Linked DNA regions of Homo sapiens: region 2 is linked to region 1. Evidence: read pairs that join two places in POLR2A ChIA-PET (ENCODE). Cell type or tissue: GM12878. All regions are shown on one strand.

What was found. Peaks named below come from ENCODE experiments on the same cell type or tissue, not always from the same donor. Only the 100,000 strongest peaks of a DNase experiment are listed, where the experiment ranks them.
Region 2: POLR2A ChIA-PET joins it to region 1 with 8 read pairs; 1 of 35 experiments calls an interaction of 5 or more read pairs at or near these places.

What each region holds. Positions count from the first base shown.
Region 1 is chr10:110,057,613-110,061,612 of GRCh38, forward strand. All of the region lies in intron 1 of ADD3 (adducin 3), which reads left to right. Among named protein-coding and RNA genes, the nearest start is that of ADD3-AS1, 51 kb to the left of the region's middle. RefSeq lists enhancers at 2,354-2,413, 2,464-2,573. In GM12878, no CTCF peak of the experiment used is centred here; a DNase peak (open chromatin) is centred at 2,435; H3K4me3 peaks cover 768 bases; H3K27ac peaks cover 651 bases.
Region 2 is chr10:110,366,149-110,370,148 of GRCh38, forward strand. No RefSeq gene overlaps it. Among named protein-coding and RNA genes, the nearest start is that of SMNDC1, 63 kb to the left of the region's middle. In GM12878, no CTCF peak of the experiment used is centred here; a DNase peak (open chromatin) is centred at 2,140.

The DNA.
Region 1 (4,000 bases):
CTCTTCATCTGATTCTAATTTGCAGTAAAGTTTGAAAACCACTGCTCTAGTCAATAAAACAAAACTAGGCAAAACTCCAGGAAGGCAGGAAGCTTGTTCTCCACTGAGACCCCAGCATGTAAAATGGTAAACAGTAGGCACCCAACAAATATTTTTTGTTGCAATGAAAGAATATACTTTTTAAGAATCACTGTAATTTAAAGAATAAACCAAGCAGTGATTCTTTGAAATAATCCATAGGAGCTAATGATAAGTTAGTGATGAAGTATGGATTCTTTTGTGTATGTATGTAGAAAAGCTGATGCTAGATAATCATTTTCAAAAATTATAGATAAAAATCTTTGCATGAATATCAAGTGGAAATATGCTATCATTTCCCTTATGCATATTTGCATTTAAAATAACCCACAGGGACAAAATGATTTTCCCACTGAAGCTAACTCTTACCATGAAATATTTCTTTGATTTAGTTATTTTCTCCTTTATCTCCTGAAGATTTTTTTTTTTTTTGGCTTGCCATATGCATGCTATTTTGCTTTTCCTTTGTACTTTGGGTTTTTGTGGTGTATTTTTTGAGGAGGGAGATTTCTTTTGCAAATAAAGGCAGCACTCTGTCTCTCCTTTTTTCAGGAAACACCTTTTTTTCTGTGTGATGCAGTCAGTTTTTGTCATTTCCACTTTAACGTGAACTAAGAAGTCATCCTTTTCCTGTGAACAGGAAATTTCCCAGCTGTTGATAAACTGTGGAGCCGCCTGTGAAAAAGGGCAAGATCTCAGAATTCCTTCTCTCGATTCTACATGTTCTTTATTGCTTTCTACATATTGCTGATCTTTTCATTTCTAATGTGTACCATCTGATTGACGAGATGGTGACTTCCTGTTTGAGAGTTAGCTCCATTCTTTGTGTATCATACCCACGGTGATAGTACTTTGTGAGGACTGTGGCAACAGTGCTGTGCTCTCCTCTGATGTAAAGGGTAAGCTGGGAAATCAAGACATTGAAAGGAGTATTAATTTGAAAATAATTCTATAGCATTTTCTTGGGGAAAAAATGCTCACCACCTCCTCTCTTTTCTAAACACACCATTTGAGGATATCACTATTTCCTTTGTATTGAGCCTTTTATGTATGTTGAACTATCATTTGGAATATGATCTGCTGATGTACCTGGGCACCTCTAATCAGCATCTAAGTATCTAGCTCATGATTCTTTTCAGTATCACAAATCCATTCTAAAGTGGAACTGTAGGAAGGATCTGTCATATTACTGTTAAATTATCATTGGTTGCAAAAGTTTTCCCAGTGCCTACAACACTGTCTTCCTTCTTTCCTTGACTCTCATCTTTTAAAATTATAGTTTATAAGTGACATTTAATTTATAAATCACTTAAAAATTACATTAGATCCATTGTGAAGTGCTCTCTTTTCACCTCCATTACCTTGGGCCTGGGTTAGGTGCCTTGTCTGTTAGCTGACACAGGATCCTATGAAAGATAAAGGAAATTCTATTTTTTTAAATTATATGTTGGTACCATGGAAACACTTTCAGAAATGGAAAACTAAAGATCACCCATACAGGCCGGGTACAGTGGCTCATGCCTGTAATCCCAGCACTTTAGGAGGCTGAGGCAGTTGAATCACTTGAAGTCAGGAGTTTGAGGCCTGCCTGGCCAAAATGGTGAAGTCCTGTCTAAACTAAAAATACAAAAATTAGCTGGGCGTGGTGGCGCATGCCTGTAATCCCAGCTACTCAGGAGGCTGACGCAGGAGAATTGCTTGAACCCGGGAGGCAGAGGTTGCAGTGAGCTGAGTGCGCGCTGCTGCACTCCAGCCTGGGTGACAAAGTGAGCAAGACTCTGTCTCATAAATAAATAGGCCGGGTGCAGGTGTCTGTAATCCCAGCACTTGGGGAAGCCAAGGCAGGCAGATCACGAGGTCAGGAGTTCGAGAACAGCCTGGCCACTATCACCATATAGAGACACCCCATCTCTACCAAAAATACAAAAATTAGCCGGGCGTGGTGGCTTGCGCCTGTAGTCCCAGCTACTCGGGAGGCTGAGGCAGAAGGATCGCTTGAACCCAGGAGGCGGAGGTTGCAGTGAGCCAAGATGGTGCCACTGCATTCCAGCCTGGGTGACAGAGCGAGACTCTGTCTCAAAAAAAATAAAAAATAAATAAAGATCATTCATACAAGTATGAATTTCTCAAAGGCCAAAGTTGGTTTTGTCTTTCTTGCTACAACCTGTTTATTCTGAAGAGTACAACCAAACACATTAGTCCCACATGGCTTTTTATTTAGGGACATCATGATGAAAGGTTATTCTGTGGACTCTCAAAGTACTTGTCATCCATAGACTTGCTGACACCTCGTCAAGGCTACTTGAATGGGTGTATTACACAGGCTTGGTCAAAGGGTTAATGCATGCTAGAAATGTGAAGTGAAGGGAATAGAGTTGAGGCTTGGGAACATTTATGTTTTTTAGACTGCGACTTCCTGTTCAGCTGAGAAGATAGTCCTGTAGCTTTGCTGTTAGCTAAGGAGACAGTCTTGTAAGCTTGACAGATCACAGCTGTATCCTGTACTTTGTGTGAAAATGTACTTGCTTTCCCTCCTGTTCATTTCGTTTTTCTAATTTCCTAATATATTAACGTTTATTCCAGTGTTTGATGGAGTAAGAAGTTGGGTATATGCCCACATGAGAATGTGAATAATAGCTAAGTACTAGGTTGTAGGCAGATAGTGGATTAAATATGGAGTGTGTGTGCTGCAAAAACTAAATGACAAGGAAAACCCCCCCTCTGAATAAAATTTTACAAGAAAGTCCCAAAAGCACTTGGATATTTTAGCCTAGTGCTATAATTGAAGCAGTTGTCTTATTTCTTTGCAAATCAGATAATTTCTTTATAAAGAATCAAATGCTTGCTCTGTGTTCTAACCATTCCACCATTTTATTCTCTCTCAAAGCTTGAGGACAACTTCGGGACATTTCTTTCATCTCACTATCCTAAAAATCTTTGCCACTGGAACAATATTAAACTACTTCCTTCCTTGGGATTTTGCACTCTGTCTGAGCCTAATATGCTAGTAGATTGTGTCTATCAACACAAATTCATTTTTTGACATTTGGACAGACAGAACTTGAAGTTTTTCAGTATCTCATCTCATTTGAAGTGGATGTTTCATTGTTGCTATAGAGGAATGACAATTACCGTGTTCTATAGGAGGTGGATTCCAATTTAAGCATTCTTTCCTGAGAGGCAACTTTAAATTTTATAGAGTAGAAAGAGTACTAGCCTGAAGTTAGGTTACGCACATTCTGTATGACCTTAGATAGTGACATTGGGCACCTCTGAATTCTCACAAGTGAAAAGAAAGAATTGGACTAGATGACCTTTAAGGTCCTTTTGACCGTATTTGACATTCACTGAGCCTGAGCTTTGTGCTATGACTATGTTGTCCCTCTCATTGTATTAGTGCCTATTACTCTGAAAAACCCACCGCTATATAATATGAAAGATGAGAAAGAGGTAAGCCAGCTGAGCTGTTTAATTTAGAAAGATGGAGCCATGGTGTTCCAGATGGTGAGGCTCATCCAGCAGAGCCATAAATGACAGCCAAAGTAGATACAGGTAATGCTGATGGCTTCCTGACAGTGTATGTAGTAGAGAGGGACTTATGGGATTGACTTACTGAATGACAGTTTTATTGGTGTAGTGCAGCCTGGAAAAGGGTTGTCAGTCTTTTTTTTGGGTGGAGTGGTGGTTTCTGTGTATGTCCCCTTAATGCTAATTGATGTTGAAAGTATAAATGAGACAGGATTGACTGGAGTCAGCTTTCCTTTGGGAAAGCAGAATGATAGCATCTTCAAGAAGTACTTTTGCAAGGTATAAAGCAAATAGGTACTGTACTTCATAGACACTTCTGCAGTGCCCATAAGTGCTGAAATAGATGAAATTCAGGTGCTTGTAGAGGAAGGAATATCCATTTGCACAGAGACCT
Region 2 (4,000 bases), 310 kb after region 1:
TCTTTTTGACAGCTTGGTATCTTTTTTAACTTTCACAAGAAAACAGAAGTCTGCTTGTGAATAGTATCACCGTTGAACTCAGAGCCTGAAGGAATAGGAGTGGGCTGGGCAGAGCCTGGACTAAAGCCAGGAACCTTCCGTGAGGAAGATGAAGCTCTTGGCATGGGGCTGTTGGCATCCAAGGCCTCCCCAAGCCCTGGCATCTTAGGCCTGGGCTGCCCTGAGACAAAGGGAACCACTAGGGCCTAGCCTGGGTCTAGCCTGGCTAGACTTTTTTCTTGCTGTTCTCACACCTCCGTCTCCTCCTCAGCTTCCCAGGACCCGGCTGGGAGGTGGAGCGTGGCAGATGACCCAGGGCTGCCAAGGCTGGTGGCTCTAGAAGGGACTATTCATCCAAGGATTAGGGCATCAGGAAAGGCCACAGGACAGGGCAGAAGCTAAAGCAACCCAGGAAGGTGGGTTACCTTACAGAGGCCACTAACAATTACTGTTTGACAGCCAGACCCTGCCAAGTTTTCTCAAAAGCCTCCTTCACATTTCTCCTGAGGGTCTATCCAGTAGAGTCTAAGCTATAAGACCTGGATATAGTTACAGAAGATGATGACCCCATGGCTTAAAAGCACCTGCCCCATCTGACGCCTGGAATTCTACCATTGGAGCACTTTGGCCCTCACAGACTTTGAACCCCATTTAACTCCACACATCCTTGGACGAGGTAACATTAAACTCTTAACGCAGTGCATGTTGACACCATGCCAGCAAATGAGAAGCACTTAATATTTTGTAGCTTATAACAGAAGCAGTAAGTAATTAGTAGTTATCATAATCATCGTGAACACTTTAGAATTACTGAACTTCCAGTTTTTTGCAAATAAATTTTTTTGAAAAAAGGCAAAAGAAGAGAGCATTGAGTTTCTGCAGGAGAGAAGGAAGGAACTCACTAAAACCAGCTACAGAGCCCTATAAATTATGTAGCCTTGGGCAAGTCAGCCAAACCATCTGTACCTCAGCATCCCTTTTGGTACAGTGGTGACGGTGATTCTCTAGCTCCTAAGACTTTAAGATAAAATGAGGTAATAGCTTTCTGTGGGTTTTGGAATCATATTTGCCCTGTACATAACTGCAGAGGAGTGTGACTTACAACAACTTCTGTTAGTATCAACACACCAATTCTGCCATTGGTGCCATAGCTGTGAACACAGAGGATATGCTGTCTGTGAAGACCAACTGACCAGCAGCTACACATGGCAGTGGGCAAGGAGGCCCTGTCCAGATTCTGCACCCTGATTACAACTCCTCACCAATGGCTGAGGTCACACTTCACCTGCCAAGTTGCAAGAGAAACCACCAACAGAAGCCTGGGCAGTTTGGTTGGTGGTTCAGAGCACAGGCTCTGGGGGCAAAAAGTTTTGGGGGTCAGGTCTCACCTCCACTACTTACTAGTGGTGTGGCTTTTAGCAAGTTCTTTTTATCTCTAGCGTCAGTTTCTTCTTCTGTAGAATAGGCTAACTGGGCTGTTCTGTGACGGGAATCAACTGAGAGTCTGCATGGAATGTACTTAGCTCAGAGCTGACTTAGTGAGGAGGAAAAATTATAATCCTCATTGCTGCCTGATTTGCCTCCCTTCTCTTGGTCTCCAGTTCAACATTCATTCAGCATATTTTAAATTATACTTCTCTATGGGGAGAAAGAGGAGACCACTCTTGAAAGACATTCAAGAAAAGCAACTGGGTTTTTCTGCATTTCGTGGAGCATACTGATAAGCCCCCGAGGGAGGAAACAGCTCAGGGATGCTCCTTGGGCTGACAGTTGTCATGGAGGAAGCGATGAAGGTGTTTCTCCTTGAAGAAAAGTTGCAGTTGGTGTTTTTCTTTCTTGTTCCCTCTGTGTCTCAGGGAAATGGTGTGAAGCAGTTCCCTGGGAGAATCCAGGGGCTGTGTTATTGCTATCAGTCCACAGGGCTGAGCGTTCTTCCCGACCCTGGGCTGACTCACGTCCACAGGGCAGGCGCTGTCCCCTGGAGATAGCTGCCCTTTCAGAAAAAAGCCCCTGCTGGTGTGGGGAGAAGCATAAGTGGTGTGAAGGGGAAATAGAAACTCACTTGACTTTTACCTAGAAACTCCCTGTTTAGTGTGTGATTCATTATTAAATCCCTCTTTCCTCTCTAGGCTGCAAGCTCTTCAAGGGTCATCTGGTTCACTTCTGTACCCTTAGTGCCTAGGACAGTTGGTGCTCATGTAAATATATCCAGAAAACAAAAATGGATGGATCAATAGACAGGTGGCTGGATGAAGGATTATGATGGCACCCTTGCCCTTGACTGGCCCTCAGGCCAGTTGAAAGGTCAAGATACACCCAACATAGTTTGCAGGTGCAGAAAACAATCTTTATTTAGGCATCAAATTGAAGGTGTAATCTGTGGAGTCCAAATCATTTGGGAAGCCAGTGAGAATAAGCCTCACAGGCCTTCAGCTATAGGAAGTGTAATTAACTATGGGCCTCACCTGCTGTGTTCTGAAATCCATCGATGCTGAGGCCACATTTCCCATAGGCTGCTCCCAGCCAGTGACTGAGCATAGCAGGGTTACTCGGGCAGGCCCCTTCCTGGGAGACAACCAACTCCTCTGACAGCTGGCCTTGCCTGAGGACTCCTCAACAGCTTTGCCAAAGCTTCTTTAAACTGCATGACGGTCTAGGATGCTTTCACCCAACCTTTTCTTCCTCTGTTCTTCACTTGGAGTCAGACTTTTGTGGAGGCCTGATGGCTCCCATTCTTTTTGGTTCCCTCTCCTTTTTTTTTTTTCCCCCTCACATAGACATTTCCCCTAGTAAAATCCTTGCATATTTATTCCTGTCTTTGTGACTGCTTCTCAGAGGACTTGGACTATCACACCTTCAGAAGTTTAAAATGACCACTGTGGCCTAGGGGAGTCAGAGCAGGTTTAATAAAGGAGAAGGCATTCCATGGACTTTCCTAGTAGGGTGCAGATTCCTAGTTAGGGTAGTGGAGGCACAGGTTAGACTGTGGATTCTATGAAATAAGAGGCTGTCTGCATTGTTCATTGTAAATCTTTTGCACCAAACACAGTACCAAGCACATAATGGTCTCTCACGGCATACTTGTTGAATAAATGAATAAACAAAGACTCCTTTTCCCACCTCTATAGCATCAGAATGCTTTCACCTTGCCTGTGTTCCATAAGCCATCACACTTGGCTGTTACTGAAAGAATTACTCATTTATCTCTGCCCCTAGGCTGTTTGCCTCTTTTTTTTTTTTTTTTTTTTTTTTTTTTTTTTGGAGACGGAGTCTTGCTCAGTCACCCAGGCTGGAGTGCAGTGGCGCCATCTCGGCTCACTGCAAGCTCCGCCTCCCGGGTTCACGCCATTCTCCTGCTTCAGCCTCCCGAATGGCTGGGACTACAGGCGTCGGCCACCACACCCGGGTAATTTTTTTTGTATTTTTTTTAGTAGAGATGGGGTTTCACCATGTTAGCCAGGATGGTCTCGATCTCCTGACCTCATGATCCACCTGTCTTGGCCTCCCAGAGTGCTGGGATTACAGGTGCGAGCCACCGTGCCCAGCCGGCTGTTTGCCTCTCAAAGGCAAAGAGATCACATTCTGAAGACTCAGAGGCCTGGCTTATATGTAGTGTCCAAAGAAGAAACTAATAGACTGAACAACGATGGCCGAGGGAGAAGGTGGTCATGAGGATTGGTTATGACATCTGAGAAGTGGCTCATAGTTAGGGGTGAGGGTGGTATTCCTGGTTGCTGGTCGGGGCACCTCACTTTGCCTCTGTGTAAAATGCTGCGCTTCTTCCAGCTGCATCCTGGCACCACAGCCAGCTCCTTTCTTTCCAGCTAACATTCTGTGGTCTCATGAGGACCTTCTATCTGAGGGGATCTTATTTTTTTCAAAATCCCACCATATACATGATTTTGTGGGAACTGCACAGCTCACGGCATGGAGAGGTTAGCTATTCCCAGTTTCACAGATG